Linked DNA regions of Homo sapiens: regions 1 and 3 are each linked to region 2. Evidence: chromatin loops called from intact Hi-C (ENCODE). Cell type or tissue: IMR-90. All regions are shown on one strand.

What was found. Hi-C counts contacts between places; a loop is a spot of excess contacts. Peaks named below come from ENCODE experiments on the same cell type or tissue, not always from the same donor. Only the 100,000 strongest peaks of a DNase experiment are listed, where the experiment ranks them.
Region 1: a loop joins it to region 2, with 1.9 times the contacts of the local background. A loop is called at or near these places in 1 of 110 quality-filtered maps.
Region 3: a loop joins it to region 2, with 4 times the contacts of the local background. A loop is called at or near these places in 1 of 110 quality-filtered maps.

What each region holds. Positions count from the first base shown.
Region 1 is chr14:84,061,662-84,069,661 of GRCh38, forward strand. No RefSeq gene overlaps it. Among named protein-coding and RNA genes, the nearest start is that of LINC02305, 150 kb to the left of the region's middle. In IMR-90, no CTCF peak of the experiment used is centred here; no DNase peak of the experiment used is centred here.
Region 2 is chr14:83,813,710-83,821,709 of GRCh38, forward strand. No RefSeq gene overlaps it. Among named protein-coding and RNA genes, the nearest start is that of LINC02305, 98 kb to the right of the region's middle. In IMR-90, no CTCF peak of the experiment used is centred here; a DNase peak (open chromatin) is centred at 3,232.
Region 3 is chr14:83,296,751-83,304,750 of GRCh38, forward strand. LOC105370601 (a long non-coding RNA gene) reads left to right here. Exons shown (of 5, transcript XR_944092.3): 4 at 7,060-7,135. Among named protein-coding and RNA genes, the nearest start is that of LINC02305, 610 kb to the right of the region's middle. In IMR-90, a CTCF peak has its summit at 3,914 (motif pointing right); no DNase peak of the experiment used is centred here.

The DNA of each region.
Region 1 (8,000 bases), 250 kb after region 2:
GAAGTTTGTATAATTTTGGAGTCTCATTTTAAGAAAAAGAATATAAGCTATTAAAACAAAATTAGGCACAAATTGTCTATATATGTGAATATGAACTGTCTCTCTCTATATATACATATGTGTACAAAACACACACTCTATATATATATGTATATTTTTTACTTTGTCTCTATATAGATACATTGATTGAAAAAGAATCTGTATATATATAGCTTATCTATCTTGAGAAAATAATACTTACAAATTTTAAAAATTTGATCAATACCAGAAGAATCAGAAATTGAAATAACTCAACTTTTCTTGTTAATTTTATCTGACATACTTCCTTGATATTTTTAAGTGTACATTTTGATTGTATACTTATTTAGTGGCTTCATCTTATGACAATTTCACTATTTTGTTTATGTTGAGAATAGAGAGATAATTCAGTTTTTCAGGTGGCATTGTTAAAATTGTATTATTATTATTAATCATTTAGACAAGTTTCAACTTCACACTTCATGCTAATAATAAATGTTAATGTTGTTGTCAGTTTCAGGGTTTCATTGATTTCGAAGAATTTAAAGTGTGTGTGTTGACAAAACCTAAGTTTTCTTTGATTTTTCTGATCCACAATTACCAGCTTTTTGTCAGAGCTTGCTCTTATTGTGCTGGCATATTATGAGTTTCATCTTGTTTTTTTTTAATTCTAATATTTTTGTTAAAATCAGAAAAATAAATCTTTCTGTTATGTATTCGTGTAACAATATCTCCTACATTAAGTAGATTATTAACAATAAAAAATCCGCCTTTTTCTTGTATTTGAAATACATCTCTAATTCATAACAAATTTCTACTTTTGGTACAGTGTAAAAGTTTTGTTTTTAATTTCCTTCTCAATATTAGAATGAAATGTCTACTAATTTTACCACTCACATAATTATGACTTAAGTTTCAGGTTCCATTCAGTTTATTAGAAAAATTTCCTAATTTTTAATAACCTTAAAGTGATGAAAGAAGGCATAAAACACACAAGTCCAAATAAATGGTCTATCATTTCTTTCCTGTTTAGTTGAAATGTTGCAAAACATCTTTCCTCTTTAAAAGGTATACCGCATTTTCGCAAATGTACCATTTCCCTTAATAAAGAAAAACAAAATGTATTGTACACTTATACATGCTGAAAATTTTCATACATCCTTGAAAGAAAAGATTTTCTGTTTTAATTTGTCATTGTTGAAAACCAAATTCCCCACTAAAATTGTATACATCACATAAATGAAAAAATTTTCAAAAGCCAACTTCTCATACCACATATTTCTAACACTCATCTATCCCATTAGGGACATACTTGCAGTGTTAGGCAGTACAGGACAGACTCCTTTGTGCCCTGACAAGCGAGAGTCAGCATAGACATGACCCAAATAACTAGACATGGAAGTTACTGTGAACCAAATCAATATCGTCCCAATGCACACACACTAAACACATATTCAACTCAGTTCCTTTTTGCCAAATCCTAATATTGCCTGTGACCACTCCAGTGGTGCCTGGCTAAGGGGAAGTGTGACTGAGGGGGAGCTGGAGTGGTAGTGGGTGAGGGCTTGACCAATCATAGGGAAACTATCTTGCCCTCAAATTTGGTAAAGGCATGGCCACGTGCATTCATCGGTGGGGCCTTTCCCAGGACGTGGAAGAAAACCTTACAAGTCAATGTCTCTTCAAAGGGAATTCTTGGTATATTGTACATGCTAAAAAATAAAAATAACAATAAAACATGATTGTGTTTGCTGTTAAAGGGTAGAAAGAGTATACAGTATGCCAAACACATCTCAAGAGTTAGTGGCATTCTGAAGAGAAAGAAACTATCATTAGATATACTGTCCTTGTCATTTTTAAACAAACTCCCTCTGGGGGATTCCATTGAGTGGCATCTTCATGAATTTCATCAGTAGGGATACCTGCTATGGGACCAGGCAATTCTCTAATATGGTGATTGGGATACAACCCCATTCCTAAAGCAGCAGCAGTGCCCAGCCCCATTATTCATGAAAAATGGTGAAAAAAGTAATAAAGCACAAAAAATGAGGTGTGCTCTAAAAGACAAGGAAGATTACATCAGTGAAACCTTCAGGCATTTTCTGCTGCTTAATCCATTATCATTTTCCTTAAGAAGTTGAAAAATTAGGTGCCTAATTCCAATTGTTCTATGAGAATTTGAAAAGACACCAGGGCACCAAATCTCAAAAAATTTTAAAAGAAACAAAACTAAAGTCCCTCATGCAAATGATAGTTATATGAAAAAACAAATGATAAAGTCATTTGGCTCTTAATTTTTAATATCCTTACAAAGTGTTTTCTACCTACCCCAACCCTCCACAACCTTGCCCCACTTCATACATAATATTTCACATGAAATTAGACTAGCGGAATGATTATATTTGTTAGTTTTAAATTATATGTGGAAATGTTTAAATATCTGGCTTTTAGAAATTGAAGGAATTTACTTACTTTTAAACAATTTTATAAATAGCAATCCAATATTATACATTTAATTGTAGATGTATGTATTTATGTGTGTGTGTGTGTGTGTGTGTGTGTGTGTGTGTATGTATGCATGATTCATGGCTAAAGAAAACATTAAAAAGCTACTTTGCTAGTATACCTCAACACAGAAATATTGTAATTGTAAATGAATAATGAAGAAATCTAGAAAATAATTCAGAGATTAATTTCTGCAGTAATCATCAGAGACAGGATTTCTAATTCTGTTCTTTAAAGCAATACTATTTGAACTGTGTGTGTGTAAAATGTGGGAAATTTTTCCCATTGTAATACACAGGAAGTAATGCATGTTACATTCCTTCCCAAACCCAGAACATGGAAATAGAAATGGAAAAACAATTTAGGCTATAAAATTTCAACAGTAAAGCAAAACAGAGTGCTGCCCTTTAATTTATCTACAAGTCTCCAAAATCCTGATCATAGCCAAATTCAATGGTATTTTAAATCACTGAAGTATGTTAAGAGATACAAAATAAATTCCTGAAAATATCTATCCTCTCCCAAGAGCATTTCTCCTGACAGATGGGAGAATTTATATTTCAGTCCTTTTGGTCTCTCTGTTCTATCAGCGTGCAGGCCTATACTCACACACATGGACAAGCACCCACAAATAATAGTATTTATATGAGTTAACTCACATCTTTAATTGAAATCTCCCTTCTCTTCCTGTTAACCATAGCATGGCCACCCACGATGCTTGTTCAATTCCAGAAGTTTCCTGCTCATTTAGGCAGAATCCTGGAGGCAGAATTCATGGGGGATTAACACTCTAAAGCATCCTTTCACCGTGAATCTCAAATCATTTTGCACATTTTAATTCATTCTTGGAAAGCCACAGACAGGAAGTTAACTGCCATGCCTGTTTTTCAGAAAAATTCCTTTAAATAGAGAGAGATTCAAGTAGATAGAATATATTTAATTCAAGCATATTAAATCAAACACGAGGCATTTTTAAGATGAAATGTTCAAATTTACATAAAAACTATGCTTTAAAAGAGGTATCGTAAAAATCCCAGCCAGGTTTGTAATTAGCTATATCAAGTGAAACACACACATTTACAAACAAATGTTTTATTTAAATGACCGTGCTAATGCAGACTAAAAGAACATAAACAGTGGTGACTAAATCTGTTTATAATTAAAATCTTAATGCATATTTTTCATGTAGCTTACAACATAAGGGTCAGTAAGACCCTTTCATTATGTGTGTAAAAGAATATAACACACTGTAAATACAAATGAAAGATAGTACATTTGGTTTACCCTCTCTCACAATTCATACCACAAAATATGGTTTTAAGTAAAACAAAATAAAACAAAAATGAATACTTTATAAAGTGTCTAATACATTGTGGGATGAAATTACCCTATACATCTTTCCCTAGGGCAACAAAAATTTTGTTTAACATATGAAGATGTAATTTTAGGAAAATTAGACTGTGAATACTCATAATACAAATAGAAGACAGAATGCTTTGTTTTGATAAAGGTAGCATTTCTGTCGACTTCCAGGTAAGAAAAAAAGCAGGTGAAATCCAATTTATTTTAAAAGGTCTTCAGAAAGTGACCCATCCCAAATTAACTTCTCGACTGTCCCATAGTTCAAATTAAAAAAAAAAAAAGAAGTTTAAAGAACAAGTCTGAAGATAAAGAAGAAAAAACAAAAATAATGATATCTGAATGTATTTTCAGTTTTAATCAGAATGTTTTAAAAAGGAGAAAGAGACAGTAGAATTACTTTCTGAGTAATTAGAAGAGAAGATTTCTAAATACATAAGATACACCGTGTGTATGTCGCAATCACATTACAAGTCATAACCAAGTCACAATGAAGTGCATGTGACAATCAAGTTACCAAACGAGGGGGGTGGGGGAACTATGGTATAGAAGAACATGTCAGTTCACGCAATGCTATACTGCGATTTTAGACTATCTTTAAATACAATTAAACAAAGTTATACAGTATCCATTAGTCTTTCCTGGTCTGATAACAGCCTTTCAGTAACAATTTGAGAGATTAATCAAAATAGTCAAATTACATGTATTAAATGCACACACACACACACACTCACACACATATTCAGTGGTTTTTAATGTATTCACAGAGTTGTGCAACCATCACCACAATCAATTTTTGAACATTTTCATTAATCCCCAAATAAATCCCTGTACCCATTAGCAGTTTTAACCAGTAACGTTATTTAAACCGGTTTTGTACATCCCCACTTTTGATCTCTCAACTTGGACCATCCTAGTGTTCTGACTGTGTGTCCCTTGTAATTCCTTCTTCTTTCGTTGAGCATAAGATGGCAGGATGTCACAATATGGTGGTTTAAGATCTCATCTCTGCAGCCAAATTGCCTGTGTTTAAATCCTGATTCCCTTCCATACAAGCCTGGCCTCTCTAGCAAATTACTAACTCTTTTTGTGCCTCAGCCTTCTCATCTGTCGAACAGAGATACAGGTAATAGTGGTATCTCCATCATAGCATTTTGAGAGAATTAAATTAAAAAGACAAAGTATTCGAACAGTTAGCATATATGTTAACCATGTTTTATCAAAGCAAATTGTTTTAGATCCTAGACTATATCATGAGAAAACAGTTGTGTTCTCAGATAGATCTGGAACTTAAAAAGTGTTTCAAATTTGTAAATATCTTAATGTAAATAAATAAAATAATTTTCTTAGGATATGTGATATGAATTCAAACTTATTTTTAAATTATGTAAATGAATTGTTCAAATGTGTATTATAGTTGAAAAAGATAATATCTATTTTGATGCCATTCGATTCATCTTTTTGCTCACAAGCATATGAATGATGACTTTTAAATCAGAAACATCTATTCATGATGCAGATATACGCTGTGTTTGAAATATTGGTCAACATGTATTTAGTGCAAACCAATAGAGGGCATGCTGGTCATAAAACTGAGTGTGAGATTTATCCTCTGTGGCTCTAATTAACGGCATCCGACAAGCTGTCGGTCACCGCTGGAAAACCCATGTTTGTGTATGTTCTCGTTACATCACCTGTGTTTGGAAGCAAGAAGATGTCTTAGTGAGGTCCCGCCCACAGCAGACATGATGCTGTGCCCAGCCGCTCACCCCACTTCACACCAGCATGAACTCACTGAACTTTGGTTGAACTTCCTTGTTGAGTCGAGTACATTTTTTTAATGCAATCTATCCTAGTTAAGCCTAATTTGTATTTCATTTCACAACCTTGTCATTTAACACAAGCCCTTCAAGATAGATTTTAGGGCAGCAGCTAATCTAAAACCTAAATGAAACTCATTCGACCCACCAAGGACATGCTTTCTGTTCCTGGAAGACATTCTTAAGAGAAGTAAATGGGCAAGCATCTCTATAAATTGACTTTTTTTTTTTTTTTGTACTCCATGTTTCTGAGTTGTCTTCTGTTATAGTGAAAAATGACTACTATATATTTTTAGCAATTTTTTCAAATTTTTTTTCTTCCTGGGAAGTCATTTGTTCTTTCAACAACACATAACGGGGAGAATATGGCCAATATTGTCAATCTTCAAGATTATATTTAAAAACTTATCAGGAGTGCACTTTGCAGACTTGGCTATGACAGGTTATATGCGAGGACAACTTTCTTGTCAAATAAGGGTGGTGTGCCTAAGAGGTTTTAATTGCTTTTATTTTTAAAAAAGATTCTTTGCACACGAAAATGTAGCCTTCCATTAACTCAGTAGTAACGAAGATAAATCTTAGCAGAGCAATTATTTCTTGAAGTTCAGATGGCCACACATAAATTTCTTTCCTTGAATTCAGCACATTTTTTGGTTATCTGGTAGGAACATTAAGTCCTTCAGTATAGACAAGCTTTTCTTTTGGGGGGGAGAAGGAGTTATTTCCTTTCTCTTCAAATGTATTTCAAATTTATTGTGTTTGGATAGGCCTGTTGGAATAGTTGCCACTTGTTTCCAAAGTGCTTCTGGAAATATGACTCCTAATTAAATATAAATTGTATAGAATACAAGTATTCTATACCGGATATAAACCTCTAGACTTGGATTTAAGAAGCGCACTGTGAACAGAACTCTCAGGCTGAATTCATTTACTAAATAAATATTGTCTATAGTATGCACAAAGCACTGTAGAAGATAAGATGATGAATAAGATAGAACTTTATTCTCTATGAGTTTATAGATCTTTAGTATAGGTAACAATAATCATTATTATTTGCTGAATATTTACTAAGCATTTGGCATTGCGGGTTTTAAAGATAAGACATACGCCTGATTGTGCAATAGTTTTTGTACAAGGAAGACCTGAGTGCAAGTCAAAGTAATTTTATTGAGCACCTACTATGTAACAAGGATGATGAATGCTCATGGTGCCAATCAAAAACAACTCTGCTTTCACAGAGCATACACTGGTTAAATGCTCTAAGAAAGAAATAGCTAGCTCCTGTGTTATGGGATTCAGAAAGGAAAGATTATCATTTCATTCTGTGTGGAGGAGGTAGCATTATAAGAAAGATTTGGGTATGGAAATGCAGACAGGAGGGAGAAGAAAACCAAGACATCTAAATTATTTTTATCTTGAAGTATAATTTGAAGCTATTGTTAAGGAGAACTTGTAACAATGAGGAACTTTGTCAGAAGTTTTGGAGCGTGTGTATATATCCATATATATATATAGATATATATAATTTTAGAATATTATATATTTATAATTTCAGAAAATTCCAAACTACTAATTCCAGACAAGATCATGTACAGAAGAATTGAGTGATACAATAAAGCTATTTTTATTTCATTTATAGGCTCATTGAAATTGCAAAGCTCTCGATGTACAATCCACCTATATTCACAATGTAGCCAAAGTAAACCTTGAAAACATGACGTGGTCTTAGAAATTACTGGAGCAAAAGGGGCTATAAGAATAAAATTAAAGGATTTTCTTTCTTTATTCTAAATAATATTGCCCTGATTCCTAGGAAATACTCCAAAAGCTTATGGGGATGTACATACCCATTTGATTTAATATCTTGCGATTAAAGATGCTATAGCTGAATCTTGTGCCAAACCCTGTTAACTTCAAAAGGGGAAACATCAGATTCAAGAGGCTGAAGAGGAGACCCAGAGTCAGCAAACAAGACGTGCTTTTATTAGGGGCTTACACACAGGAGAGAGACTCCAGAGGTAGTGGGCTGGACAGGAGAACCACAACCACTTGCAAACAACATGCAGTTTCTATAGCATTTTCACTTAGCAGCTTCCTTTAATGACCTCCACCTGGCAACTTTCATGCAACCTCAAACTCAGAGCCTCTCTATTCCCTCTACAGCCCATGTTTCCCAGGACTGGCTAGGGGCTCAAATGTTCCTCATAGACAAGGAACAAATCTCTGGCTTGGCTACTCCTGGATTATCTAGCTTGGAACATACATTCAAAAGCACCTACCATACGGGATCATCCTAAG
Region 2 (8,000 bases):
AATAATGCAATTATTCACTCACAGCAACTGCCTCCAAACAGGGAGGCATGTACCTGCAGAATAAGTCAACTTATTAGTTCTATCCATCACATTACTCTTTCCTAACTAAAGTATTCTGAAATAGTATTTCTCAAATTTAAGTTATCCACGTATTACCTATACTGTTTCACCACCTGTAGCATTTCATTCATATTTTCATTAAGTCAACTAATGCTAAAAAACATGTGCTGATAATGCTTGTTTCACACTAATGTAATCACATAAATATTAAAACAAAATAATTTTATATTTGCACTGTTGGAAATAATCTTTCATGCTTTCTATCATGTTTTGAAATATACAGGCCCCAAATTATAATTGGCAATAAAGTAAGATTATTCTCAAATCCATGTTGAGGTCACACTCAGCTGTATGCCTGTGTCGTTGTTTGTGAAAATCATTTAACAAATGTACTCAAAAGAAGTGTGTTGAGTCCCTGAACTGGAAGGGAGTATTCCCACGGTAGAGTCGCAGGAGGACATGGCTTAGTGCCCAATTTCACATAGCTTACAAAACATCAAATTACTATGTGACAAGAAACTAGGAAAGCATAGATAAAGTTATAAAGAAATACAGAATAAGGAAACATACTTCTCATTGGAGAATAAGAAAAGAATTCAGGAGTAGTTTCTCCAGGGCCTTTAAATGACAGAGTAAACATTTAGTCTTATAAATATGATGAGAATGAGGTAGTGAAGGGGGATGATGTTTCTGAAAGATATTTCTGATGGTAGAAAAAGCATTCATAAAGAAAGTGACAAAAAACTTGCTAGGCAGGATCAGGAGACTGCAAATATCTCTTAGAGTACATGGTACAAGAGTCTGGCTTAGTGGGGAAGAAAGTATATGTGGTGTTGGTGTTGAAAAAGAAATACTTTAAATGGCAGTATAGGGGATTTGGAATTCTGCAGTAAGGGATTGTGAGCATGTAACTGTTGCATACATATATATTAACTTAGTGTAATGCATAATGTGTTGTCATTATAAAATATTTATCATCATTTATCACTGCTATTATAATAGAATGTATTATTATATTTGTAGTATTACTGATGTGATCTATTATGTTACTAATATCTGTATAGTATTTCATACATCTGTGCATATATGTATGTATATGTCTATACAAACATATGCACATATCATCGCCATTTTGCAAAAGATGCATAATGTGAACCAAAAAGAGAAAGCACACTGCGATATGTACTTTGTTATGATAAGTTACAAACCTGAAAACTGACCATCAGAAACATCATCACTTTCTAATGTCACAGAACTACAATTCATACTCTTGTCTATGATGACTCAACCTATGCTTCTGAGCAATACAATTTTTCATGGCATAAATTGAATAGGTAAACAACTTTCTATTTAGATTCCTCAGGTGGCTTAATCCTCTTTTCATGGGTTAGAAATATATTATCTCAGAACAAACACACTGTCTCTCTAACTCCAGAGTCATAAAATTGCCATTGATAACCAGTATAAAAAAAATCTATTACACTAAGGGTTGCTGCCAGAACCAGAACTAGTACATATAGCCTCTAGCTAGCTGGGTGCTTTACTAAAGGCACAGTTTTACTGAACCTCAGTTTCTTCATTTCTAATATCAGCATCTTTGAACTCAATCACTTTAAGAATCTTTGCCAAATCTATAAAATTATGATGATGTATTTAGCACCAGCAGGAAATGTGGACCTTAGTCATTTTATCATGTTCTTGACATCAGGGTTTAGTAGTACCATTTAAAAAATAAAATTAAATAATTAGATTATTTTATAGACCATTATTATTTTTGAGAAATCATCTTTGTTGTGTTTAAATTTTGACGTACTAAAAAGTGAAAATAAAAAAATTCATTGGTTCAGACCACAGATCACTTCCTGCCATTGTGATCTTGATTAAGGTATCTACAGATTGCTTGAATTCCAGCTTCTGCATCTGTGAATGTGGAATAATAAGAATTAAAAATAATGTATTTGAGACACTAGCCATATATCTGGCACTCAGCATAAAAGGAAAAATATAGCATGCTGTTTAAGAGCACAGGTTTAGGCATCAAACAGACCTGGTTCTATAACCTTGAAGGCATATTACTTAACCTCTCTAAGACTTTAAAACAGGGACTATAATAATACTTCATAGTGTGATAATGGAAAATGGAGAAAATATTACATTAAAAACTACTTGGCACAGTGCTTCATACATAATATACATATATATTTATAATATATAAATAAATTTATTTTATTTATTTATAATCTATATATTTATTTATAATGTATAATTCTATTTATATAATTTATATACCATTTATATAATAAATAACTATTTAAGAATAATTAATAATTTAAACTAATTTTAAATAATTGGTAACAACTATAATTGTTAATAACTCTAATAATAATAAATAATTGTTACTCTTACTATTGTTCCATTAGAGGCACATATGACTATGATATTAATATGTTTGCTATTTGAAATATGTAATTTTAAATACTAGTTGATTTTCAATTTTGAAATGGGTATGCATTTATGGTAACAAAACCCACGGAGTACTTTTTCCCGTAATGCACTAACACTGGCCACTGAAAGTCAGGTACCAAGTACAGAGTTTCCCCAGACAGTAAGGAGTCATTGAAATTTCTTTTCACTTTTCATTTAAGAGGTAAATAGACTTACTAAAGTCACCAAACTAAGCCATTACCAAGAAACATTTATTATAAGATGCGATTAAACAGTATGACACAGAGAGAGAGAGAAAGCAATAATTTTTTTTAGTTTTATTTTTAAACGGCCTGGGAAAAACAATATCACAAACCCATAATTTAGTCATTATTTATGAAAGCTAAGAAAAGAGACCTATTCTGTCTTCCAATTGTAAAAACACGAGCACACATTCCTTTACATAAAGTTACAGTGTCTAAACACAAAATGTTAAAATACGCATTAGAATTCATTTATAATGATTAGTAGTTTGAGTAGGGAGCAAAGTCTTTCTGGTATCATTTTTCTTAAAATACCGGTCTATTTCATTATTTAATCAGAACCACAAGCGTATTCATTTTCAGGGTAAGATAGCTGGTATTTTCTCCCTGTGTGACTATTCCCCAAGTTTATTTATTCTTGTCCTAATGAATGTCTTATCTGTTCTTTCCTAATCCTGCTGCACAGGAATGGTAAGGGATATCCGGCATGAGCGCCTTTTGACCTTAATTTTAAGTGCATTGCAGCATTCCTGAATGTCAAACCAGCGTGCCTTTCCACTTCTGTTCCTGAAATCCCATACCTAAAGTGTATCATGTTTGTCTGCTTTATTTGCCTCGGGACATAAATCCTGACCTTGTGAGCTACTGACTCTGCCATGCCCCTCTGCAGTTCCTAAAAGCTATTTCACCATAGGGAAAATGAGATAGAGTAAGAAAAATAAAGATTAAGATTACTTTTTAAATGAAGAAAAGGCAGATTAATAAGAAGCAATCATTCAGTCTTAGAATTATTTCTTTTATATGTGTGTATACACACACACACACACCTATGCACTTATTTAAATCACTGGGGTGTGTGTGTGTGTATATATATTTATATATAAATACGTACGATCCTCCCACAGCCCACAGTATCCATGGGGGATTGAACCAGGACCTCCCACAGATACCAAAATTTCAATTTCTTTATATAAAATAGCATGATATTTGCATATGATCTATGCACATCCTCCTGTATATTTTAAATCACCTCTAGATTACCTACAATACCTAATACAATGTAAGTGTCATGTAAGTAGTTGTTATCCTGTCTAAGGAATAATAACAAGAAAATAAGTCTGTACATGTTCATCCATGAGTTGAGCAGACGTGAAACCCACAGATAGCATTTTTTGAAATAAAAAAAAAAACCTCCATCAGAAGTAAGGGAAGAGATTGCATTTTAGCACAAAGCTATTACAAATTCCTGATCATTCTTCAAGTATTTTTTAGTGCTTGCTATTTGTATAATTAGTGCTCACCAGATTTTGGAGACACAGAGGTAATTAAAAGTGAGTCCTGCCTGCAAGACTCTTACAATCTAGTGGGGAATAGAACAATAAAATATAGGAAAATAAATAAATTTAATACGGAAATTACTCTAATAAAAGCATATTGCATATGGAAATATGGGAATTCAGCACTTAGAAATGCACACGAGTAAGCTTGAATGCATCAAAAACATTTCACAAAGCTGATATTTCAGTTGTTTACTGGAAGTCTGAGTTAGTCAAACAGGCAAAGGCAAAAGGATGCTGTAGAGAACCCCTAAGGATCTTTTTGATAGCTGGTGACAGAGATCCAAATATGATCCCCAGAATGCATTATTCAACATTTTCTCAGTTGGTCTCCAGAAGGGCTACTAAATAAGCCTTTTGAAACATAAGGCAAAAAAAAAAAAAAATTGTGTGACTTCTAAGCGTCCCAATCCATGGTGCCTTGGAGAACGGGCATGAGTATGAAACAAAGAGATAAATAACCGCCCAATGGAGGGATTTTGAAGGTGATTTATTTTTGCTCTGAGGAAACATACGATAGCTTCTGTAGGATGGAATGTTAATAAAGGGGTGTGGAGGTTTAAGCATGGAGCTTCTTTGGAGTTATTTTTCTCCTTTTTTGTAGTTCAGTCATGAAGTTTCCAGCATTAATATCAACATCACCACTAGTTTACAGGTATCTTGATTCACCATCCATGTATGTATAACATAAAACTAGCTCAGAAGCTATAAGTCACTGAGACAACAGGAATCTTAAAGCATAGTACTTAAAATTAAGAATATTAACTTCTCAATCTTGACTATTGACCATATTAGGATTAGTGTGGTTCCTTAATAGGGTTTCAGGAAATAGTCTCAAAGCACATTTGTCTCTTCTTCTTCAGGTAAAATACAAAGAAGAAGACAGATGTGAATATTTGTGGTGAGGAAAAAAGTTAAAAGCAAAAAACCAAAAACAAAATAACTTTTCTTGAATAGAAACAATTTTCAAAACTATTTAGTCTTCTGCTAGGACGTCAACATGTAGCACAAAGCTATTATTAAACACATTGTGTTTAAGTAAAGTCCCCCAAAATTATCATTGAAAGCATGAGTTTTCTTGAGAGTTTAATGGCTAAAGTATTACTTGAATGAATTGAACACCAAATGTAAGGAAAATATTTTAATTAATTTTAAACTTTATCTTAGAATTATATCATATTGCAAATATACTAGCTCCTACATAAAAGTCTTCCTTTATCTGTATAACAAAATCAAAATTCTTTATTATGCAAAAAACTCTTTATTGGCTGGATCCTGACTACATTCCCAGTCCCTCTTTTTTCTATTTCCCCACATTCATATAATATGTCTCTAATATGATGACCACCTTGAAATTCCCAAATTAACTGTGCATTTTCACATTTCCACATCTTTTTCTTTCTTTCTTTTTTTTTTTTTTTTTTTGGAGATGGAGTCTCGCTCTGTGACCAGGCTGCAATGCGGTGGCGCAATCTTGGTTCACTGGAATCTCCACCTCCCGAGTTCAAGCGATTCTCCTGCCTCAGCCTCCCAAGTTGCTGGGACTGCAGGCACGCACCACCACGCCCTGCTAATTTTTTGTATTTTAGTAAAGATGGGGTTTCACCATGTTGGCTAGGATGGTCTTGATCTCTTGACCTCGTGATCCTCCCGCCTTGGCCTCCCAAAGTGCCGGGATTACAGGCGTGAGACACCGCATCCGGCCACTTCCACATCTTTAAACTTACCCTTTGCTTAACTGAGAATGACTATCCCACCAGAAATAATACATCCCAACACCTTCACACAATGCCAAAAAAATGGGAAACTTTTCAAAATTATTTGTGAATTGGGAAAGTGAGGGAGCATTAGATTTGTATGCGTGTGTGCACGTGTGTGTGTGTGTGAGACAGAGACAGAGAGACAATTTCCAGATATTGTTCTAGTTTATGAAGAATGGCAAATTTAAATAATCGCTGAATTTGCAAGTGATGACTTAGATCTGAAATCTTGGAACTATGTCTTATATCTTCATCAGACTTATCTCTGTTATCCTCACTGGGTTGAGAGGATGTTTCAGTAGAGGAGAACTGAGGTAAAATGCAGTAGTCCTGCTAACAGTTTGAGACAGAATTTACATTTGGAATGAAGTAGAAGCTTTTGTTTACTTGCTTTGTTTTCCAAACCTAGAACTTGATGTTGTAAAGTTCTCATTCTCTTGTGTTTATTCCAATATCACTGTTGATTTGTAAAATTGTCTTGACTCTAAGAATACTAACAGGTCACAGTTGTTAGAGGTTTATAGTACACCAGGCACTGGAATATATTCATTATCACATGTAATATTCTTTAAAAATCCACCAGATTCAAAGTAGATACACAATTTATAAATGAGGTATGTAAGGCACAGAGATTCTAGATATGATGCACAAAGACACACAGCTGATAAGAGACAAAGCCAGAATTTTTTTTTTTCTTTGAGATGGAGTCTCGCTCTGTCACCCAGGCTGGAGTACAGTGGCATAATCTTGGCTCACTGCAACCTCCACTTCCTGGGTTCAAGCGATCCTCCTGCCTCAGCCTCCCGAGTAGCTGGGACTACAGGTGCGTGCCACCACACCCGGCTAATTTTTGTATTTGTACTAGCGATGGGGTTTTGCCATGTTGGCCAGGCTGGTCTCAAACTCCTGACCTCAGGCGGTCCGTCCACCTTGGCCTCCCAAAGTGCTGGGATTACAGACGTGAACCACCGTGCCCTGCCAAAGCCAGGATTTTAAAACATGAAGATCTCGGAGTCCTTGTTCTTCATTATTATACTACAATGTTCCTGTGTTTCTACTGTACTAACACAGTTTCCACTATGTTTTAGGCACATAACACAGAAACTTTATTAATATTATCTAATTTGATATTTACTACAATTTTGTTTACTATGTACAAGTCAAAATATAACTCACATAAATAAAGGCTCTTACCATAAGTCATGAGATTATTTATTAATTATCAAAATTAACTTTAGGTTTCTTTAACTTAGAAAACATATATATATATATATATATATATATATATATATATATATATATACATATAAATGAAAATATTGCGTTTTGGAAGAAAGATCAAATTATACATAAATGTTTTCCAATATTATGATAGCATGAAAATACAAAAATAACAACAAAAAAAGGTAAAGAAACACAGAAGTGAAAGAAGCATCTCAAAGGAATCATGATGACAGGCAGGGACCCTGAATAATTCTATGCACTTTTCCCAAACTAAGGCTTTACCAAAAGTCATGTGCAAAGAAAACTGTGGAGCTAGGATGTTTTCAACTGTTCTTGATGCAATTATAGAAGAAAGTTTACATGTTGCCTTCCCTCCTCCAGTATGATTCTTCCATTTTATGCCTAAAATATTTCTGTTATCTTCCACCTCTACCTTGTGATATTCCCTCTCCTCATGGACCACGCTTATTTAGAACATTGTATGAGAATGTAGAATTATGGCTCAAAACAACACCCAGTTAGTGGTGTTGCCAACATAAGGACCCAGATCTTTCCATTATTTTCACTGAATGCCAATACATGCAATTTAGTGTCTACTATTTTATTCTCAAGGTCAAGGGCAAAACCACTTCTACAAAAAAAGGCAGTTAAAAGTTCACAAATAGAAGAAAGAAAATTGAAAATTTTTATAATATACAAAATAAATTTAATAATGTGGATATGAAGCTCTTTGTCAGTTCACAATAATTGATTAATAATTTAGCCCAAGGAAGTCAAGAAGGACTTTGCAGCCTTAACGTTGTCACTAGTGCCCTCCTGTAAGTTTAAGGTAGAGAACCTGTGCCTGATGACTCTGGATACCTAACTTTTAAAAGGAAATTTTCCTTGCAAGTGTTTGGTTCACTGTTACCCATAATATATATGTGTTTAAT
Region 3 (8,000 bases), 520 kb before region 2:
TATAAACATTCCTGGAGCTTCATTGATTGTGTTTTATTTTTTATATTCCATATAAAAATATTTGTCATATATTTCCTTACTAAACAGATTTTAATTTGATTTCATAGTTCTATTTTTGAAAACCAATATCTACTACCTGCTGCCATGCTATTTAAACTCACACAAATCTTGGAAGATCTGTTCAGGCTGGCATATTTTAGGTGAAATTTTGCAACTGCTAAATGATTATACCATAGGACTGGAAAGAGGTATATTCTTAATAAAATAAAAGCAATAGAATAAAGCCAAGCTATGCTGAACAATGCTGCAGGACTTGTTATTGCAAGGGAGTGGATTGTTAAACAAAATAAAAATAATAATTTCATTCTAGCCTTATTTTTTTTTAAATGTGAAGATGAAAGGTAATTTATATCAAGTGGAGAAAAACAAAAACTTGACACTTGGCAGTATAGAGCTATAAAATCGCCTCTTTTATTTTTCTATCTAATACAAAAATTTTATAAGAGAAACAAATTTGTATAAAGTTGAGGCTTTTGCCTTACAGAATAAAGAAAGGAAAAATACTACAACAATATTTAAGAAAAGCTACATATTTTGATCCTTTGTTAAAGACTTTTCAAACAGGATAGAAGATAGAAAACCAGGCTCTCCCTAAGAATATTAATGAAGAGGGTAAAAATATGCATTCCTGCTGGACATGAGTCGAAGTAAAAATTTAATACAATGCACCGTATCTCTTAGCCTAACAATCAAACCTTGACAAACATTCAGTTACACATGTTTCTGTGCATGTGTATGCATGCTTGGGAGCACGTGTTTCCCTACAAAATACATGAGGAAGTTTGCATAAGCATTTTAAACAAATAACCCAATTGTAGAGATACTTAAAGAACACCTGAGTACCTCTGAAACATTTAAATTGATTATATTCTATTTACTTTTTTATATTTTGAGAGCAAAGAGACTTGCCTAATATGAATTTTGGTGACAGAAAACAGCTTTGTTATTAGTACTAAATTCAGTGGAATGGGTTATTTACAGCTTAATTTCAGGGTAGTAATTCTGTTGTCAAAACTATCTCTCAAAACTTTATAGTTTATTATCTTAACTTTTATGACATTCACAATGGCCTGAATATTTTTGTATTATACTGTTTGTTTTTCTTTAGACTAAGTTTATTTATTTTCCCCTTGAAGGTTGTGTTTTATATACATATATACATACATACATACATAAATACATGCATACATACATACATACATATTGTATTAGTCTGTTCTCACACTGCTATAAAGAACTGCCTGAGACTGGGTAATTTATAAAGGAGAGAGGTTTAACTGACTCACAGTTCCGCATGGCTGGGGAGGCCTCTGGAGACTTACAATCATGGTGGAATGGGAAGCAAACACATCCTTCTTCACATGATGGCAGGAGAGAGAAGAATGAGAAATGAGTGAAGGGGAAGCCCCTTATAAAGCCATCAGATCTTATGAGGACTCACTCACTATCATAAGAACAGCAGTGTTGTTGAATCATGAACACCCCCATGATTCAATTACCTCCCACTGGGTCCCTCCCATGACACATGGGGATTATCAAAACTACAATTCAGGATGAGATTTGGGTTGGGACATAGCCAAACCATATCACGTGTGTGTGTGTGTGTGTGTATCTGGATTATTGGATGGAATCAGGTTTCTGAATCAGGTTTTATTTCATCAGTGTATTTAGTCTGTTCTCACACTGCTATAAAGAACTGCCCAAGACTGGGTAATTCATAAAGAAAATAGGTTTAATTGACTCACAGTTCCGCATGGCTGGGGAGACCTCAGGAAGCTTAAAATTATGGTGGAAGGAGAAACAGGCACGTCTCACCTGGCAGCAGGTAAGAGAGAACAAAAAGCCTATGAGAAACTGCCATTTATTAAACCATTGGATCTTGTGAGAACTCCCTCGCTATCAAGAGAGCAGCATGGGAGAAACGTCACCCATGATCCAGTCACCTCCCACCAGATTCTTCCCTCGACACTTGGGGATTACAATTAGTGGTGAGATTTGGGTGGGGACAAAGAGCCAAACCATATCAATCAGTTAAGACATAACCAACTGATAGAATCATGTATAGAATCTTGAGAAATTTATGTTTTTTTTCTCAAATCAGGACATCAAATGCCTGGGAATTTAAGGTTTTTTTTTTTTTTTTTTTTCATAAGATCTAGTAGCCAACCAGTTAAGGACAGAGCCAGTACTGCAAGGCTTAGCATATCATTCTTTTTCCCATCTGTAAAATGGTCTTTTAATATTAATGCCTTAATAAATTGAGGTGTTTAATTTACTTTGGATGTATTGGAGGAAACCAAGAAGAAAAGGCCTCTTTCTCTTCACATGCTTGCTCCAAGACTCAAAGAATAGAACTCGTGAGGCTTCAGATAGAGCCAGGCAATTCCCTTAGGTATGGACTTCTTTCCCTATCCATTAACAGATTACAGAGAATTTTCCTAGAGGAATTCTTGCCACTCCTCATGAGCCTTACATGTGATACTCAGTTTGCTATTGTTAATAACAAACAGCATTTCGGGAAAATTTAGTTTTTCTTAGTCACACAGGTGACTTCAATTTCTACAACCATTCTTGCCCCCTCTCTCTTTCATTCCTTTGCTATCAACTTTGGGGACTTTATCCTTATTGACAGTGGTAAATGGTCATCTGGATTCATGCTTCAAAGTTTGAATGGTATTTATATAGCTCATAACTTTTTTGCAGTAGCATTTTCCTATGTGATGCTGATTTACATATGTCCTAGTTCATTTAATCTACACACAGCTCTAGGAGGTAGATATTATTATTATCTCCCTTTCATAGACAAGGAAATGAAGCTCAGAGAGTTATGCAACTCACTAGAAATATCAGCACTGGTACTAGATATAGGATTTGAACATATGAGGTCTCATTCTGGGCCTGGATCTTATTGCTGCCCAGTTAGTAAGAAAAACATATTGAGTGTCTGGTTTTCTGTCTGAGAGTCTAGGAAATGGGAACTGATAAGAGTGAGATATCGTTGATTCAGCCGAATGGCAAGGATTTTGTAACAAGCTACAAATTAGGGTGATCCGGATACATTAAAGATAGGTCTGGAGGTGAGATTCTGTGATGTTTACATATTTACATAGGTATACATATTATGATTCAATGTTCCTGAGGAAGCTAAAAAGTAAATTCCAATTACCCAACTGGCTCCACTTTCCTCCCCATCATACTCCCAAGTGTGTGTGTGTGTGTGTTTATCCTGTATATTAAAAATCCCAAATAATACAGGTCAGTCTGGAAGAGGTTTCAGAACATGCTTGCTTTGATAGATTCAGAATCAAATCCCTCAATACATCTAACATTTCTACTAATAGAAATAGTGGAGGCAACCCTGTATTACCCATTGGTGGATCTTTCTAAATATAATTTTTCTTCTGTTTGATTGGAACGATTTTACAAACATGTAAGTATGAATGACTCTTTGAAACATATTTCTTCTCTGAGTTGCATATACTTATGAAAGAATACTCGAAGTGGATTAAAATTCTAACTGGAATGTTTACATTCTAACATGTACAGCAATAAAGTCTACAGTAAAGATTATCACATTCTTCTCTTGCTCATGTTACCAGAGATAGAGCTGAAAATATCATAGTGATATATGCTTTTGGTGTTAGGAAATCAACAATCTTTGAAAATTTTGTATTCCAGAATAAAATAAAAAACCTTCAAAGGCCTAACAGGTGGCATACCATTTCTCTTTGATTCTGAAAAGCTACACACCACACACACTCACACACACAAACTCACATAGGCGCATGAAAGAAAAAGACCAAAAGATTATCTGCCTTTGTCTTGTTATGCCTAAAATATTCCACTAGAGGACAGTGCAGCTATTGTCATTCAGCCATGCCAAGTTTTGATCAAATTTCCTGATGCTTTTGCAGAATATAGAAAGCATACATTCATTTAAAATAAACTGCAGGCATTTGTTTTAAAAGCACTTTAGCTTGTACCTGATGGTTAATAGATCTGAATTGCTTGGAGCCCTGATGCACACAGAGTAGAGAACATAATGAATTTAGCAGATTTTTTAAAGAAGGGAGAGGTTGGGGAAGAAGACAAATATGAGCTAATTTTTTTCATTTGCCTTGATACCTTAAGGGAAAAAAAAAGCAGAAATAATGCACAATCATTATGAACAAGCTGGTAGATATAAGTATTAGTTTACATTTAAATGAAAATAGCTTATAGAGAGGGAGAATGGATATGACTCAAATAGTTTCCAGCATCTTGTTTGAAATGCAAAAGAGCAGTTTATATTTATATTAATTTAGGTGGATGCCTCTGGTTTTCTTGGGACTTCTCAACAAATTATTTCTATTTATCTTGGAAATGGGCATTCGGAACATGATCTGGAGGCTATGCAAAGACTTCTTGAACTTGAGACCTAGAAGATTTGATACCAACTCAGGAAAAAAAAGAGCCTGGGTTACTTGAACACCCTTCACAAAGGAGAAGCGGGCAGAGGGGACCCAAGAAATATGTTAGGGTGTCATTTCTTTTCATTGGCAAAATTTAAAAGAATAAACTTATAAACATAAGGCACCAGAAATAAAAACATCCTCTCGTTCTGTTTCCTGCAGTGACAAAAGATATATATTCTAGATGGTAGAGAGAGCTGCCTTGGAGATAAATTGTCTGATTTCAGCATCTCAGCGGTGGATAATAGATTCCCCTCAGAACCACATAATTAAAAAATGACATTTCTGCTACTTTGTGCCAACTTGGTACCGCTGCTGCCCCTGGCTTCCGGGCCTGGGAGCCCTGCAGGGTACAACCAAACAAATTTTGCATTATTCAGTGGGACAATGTAAGGTCATGTTAACAAAAAAAGTTCCTTCTGGGGGGACCGGAGGACTTTAGTATTTTCTTCTCCACAAATTCCTCTTTCTGCTTTTCTTCTTTTTTTCTTTTTCAACTCTGCCAACATGAAAAAGATATGAACGATGAGATTAGGACATCCACTTATTACAAGTTGGCCAGATGAAAGAGAGCATATGTGTGTAGCAGAATAAATTAAAGCGTCTAATTTTAGCACCTTTTTTTCCTCCAAGCAGATATTCAGAATCAGCCAAAGATGAGGCAAATGCTGTGAGAAAAAATATGTAAATCAAAGTGCTAAATCCATATCCTTAGACATCTTTAGGACGAAATGGTTAATCCTCATGTGGATCCTGGCCACCCCCCCGCCCCCACATCTCTCCAGGAGTTTCCTGAAAGGCAGTTGACTGCAGTCTGAACAACTGTTCTTTATGGGTCTCTCAGTTCACTATGTATCTCAAAAAAAGTGCATGTGCTAGACAAGCCTCCAATTAACAGTTACTAAAGTGTAAATGGATTTCCAAATGTCACATAGCTGGTAATTAGTGAAACCAGGACTAGCAATGGATTTTTGATTCCTCTTTGAAGTGTTTTAGTAACAGCCAGTATTCTGCAGGTGTCTTTAGTTCAAATAATGAAAGTACACTAAGAATATTCCTTTTTCTTAAAGGAAATAGAAGAAAATATAAGACTCTTTAAAAAACTACAATTCAATGAATTTAAATTTTGTGATTTCAACCATCAATTAGGATTTTGATTTTAGGTTCACAATGTATTATTATGAAAATACATATGAACCAGGTTATTCATTTCAGCATTGTTAGTCATTGTAAAATATTGGATACAAACTAAATATCCATAATATAAGTTGGCCTGGAGCGGTGGCTCACGCCTGTAATCCCAGCACTTTGGGAGGCCGAGGAGGGTGGATCACGAGGTCAGGAGATCAAGACCATCCTGGCTAACGTGGTGAAACCCCATCTCTACTAAAAATACAAAAAATTAGCTGGGCACGGTGGCAGGCGCCTGTAGTCCCAGCTACTCAGGAGGCTGAGGCAGGAGAATGGCGTGAACCAGGGAGGCAGAGCTTGCAGTGAGTGGAGATCGAGCCACTGCACTCTAGCCTAGGCAACAGAGCCAAACTCTGTCTTGGAAAAAAAAAAAAAAAGAAGTAGATTTCTATGAACTAATGTTGGATAATTCCCAGAATATATTGCTAAGCCAAAAAAAAAAAAAAAAAAAAAAACCCAAGAGCAACAGAGTTTTCTATAATATGTTTCATGTAGGAAAGTTAGGAATGTAAGAAAATATACATGTATATTTTTATTTATGGAGAAAAAAATACAGGTATGATAACCAGAAACTATTAAGATCAATTACTAACAGGGAGATGGTGAAAACAGAGTGAAGAGGATGAAACAATAGAAGTGGAGTGGAGTGGCACAGATGAGAAGACAGTGACACTGTTTGGAATATACTTTTTGAATTGACATGAAACTAAGTTTGTAGTATTGTTTCGCCTACCCAAAATATAGATTAAAAATTTAAAATCCCTCAGGAAGTGAGGGAAACCCAACATGGAATACAAGCAGTAAAGAGTAACCGAACTGTATTACAAATGAGTAACATACTCCCACTTAAGAGGGTGAAAAAGTAAAGTACCTATTTAAGGAACTTTGGAAGGCAGTATTGCAATGTAAAATTAAAGGTTAAGGTAAAAAAGAAAACAAGAGATATTGTACTCTAGTTAGCAACATTGCTTTTCGCAAATGTAGGCATTACAAAATCTGAAAATGCTTTTTTTTTGTATACTAGAATTGAACAAATACTCAAATATATTGTGGATAATGTGATCCAAGTTTCTGTATGTTAGATAAAGAAGTAACAATGTGGAAAGGAGAAAAGTTAGAATGAACTCTATGGTGCTGGATTGGAATTTATATCACATAAAGTCATGGATTTTGCATATGTCCATAGATAAATGGTAGAGAAATAAATATTGATGTGTGCATGGATACATTAATATATATCTGTAAAAGTGTGTATGGATGCATATTATATATAACAATATCACAATATTGTTGCCCAAGTAGCAATAAGCACACTTAATAACCAGGTCTTGATTTCTAAATGCTATTTTTTTAAAAGGATGGGATCTTTTATGAAGAAATGGATTGGGAAGAAAAACATAAGATAAGGTTGGAACCTCTTCTGGTGCAAGAAGGTAAAGAAGTGTTCAAATGATGATGGAGGCATTTAAAAGGGACACAGGAACCAACTTAAGATTTCAATAATCTCAACTGGAAGAATTTGAAGTAACAACATAAATCATGATAGTATTGGAATATGAACCATAAAATAAATACTTATGAGTCTGTGCTGATAGGAATAAACAACTGAATAAATAAGTAAATGGTGGGGAAGAAGCAACAGCTCTTCCTTATAATACAATCACAATTAAGCAATGTGGAAAGAATGACAGAAACAGATAATTACCCTTGGGCATGCATCATGGTATAATAGTTGCAGGCAAGAATCATTCATGGAAACTAAATGTATTGAGGAAAAGTATAATGGAGCACAGGTTATTTGCATAGTCAAGATATAACTCCCTGCAAGATTCCTATTAATTACAAAAGGAAAACCAATAGCTTTTCAGTGGAGAAACTTGGCAGACACAAAAGTGATGAATTAATTAGAGTTAACATCACCAGTTTTAAGATATATTGACATGACATTCCTCCTGATATAATGCAATAAAAAGGGTAAAACATTATTTTAGTGGCATTTTTGAAAAAAAAAACACAAAAATCTCCATGTAATCATGATAAAATGTCATACAAACACAAAAGGAATGAATGACATTATGCAAAATACCTGACTGTTATCAAAAGTGCTAAGGTTATGAAAGACAAAGAAAATGATAGAAAGACTCTTATAGACTGGAGGAAACTAAAAAAAAATGACTATTAAATGCGATATGTGATCCAGGTTGATACAGAGAAAGAACACTAGTGTGAAGACACAGGAAATTCAAATCAGGCTTCTAGCTTAGTCAATGAAAGTATATCAATGTTAATTCTCTGGTT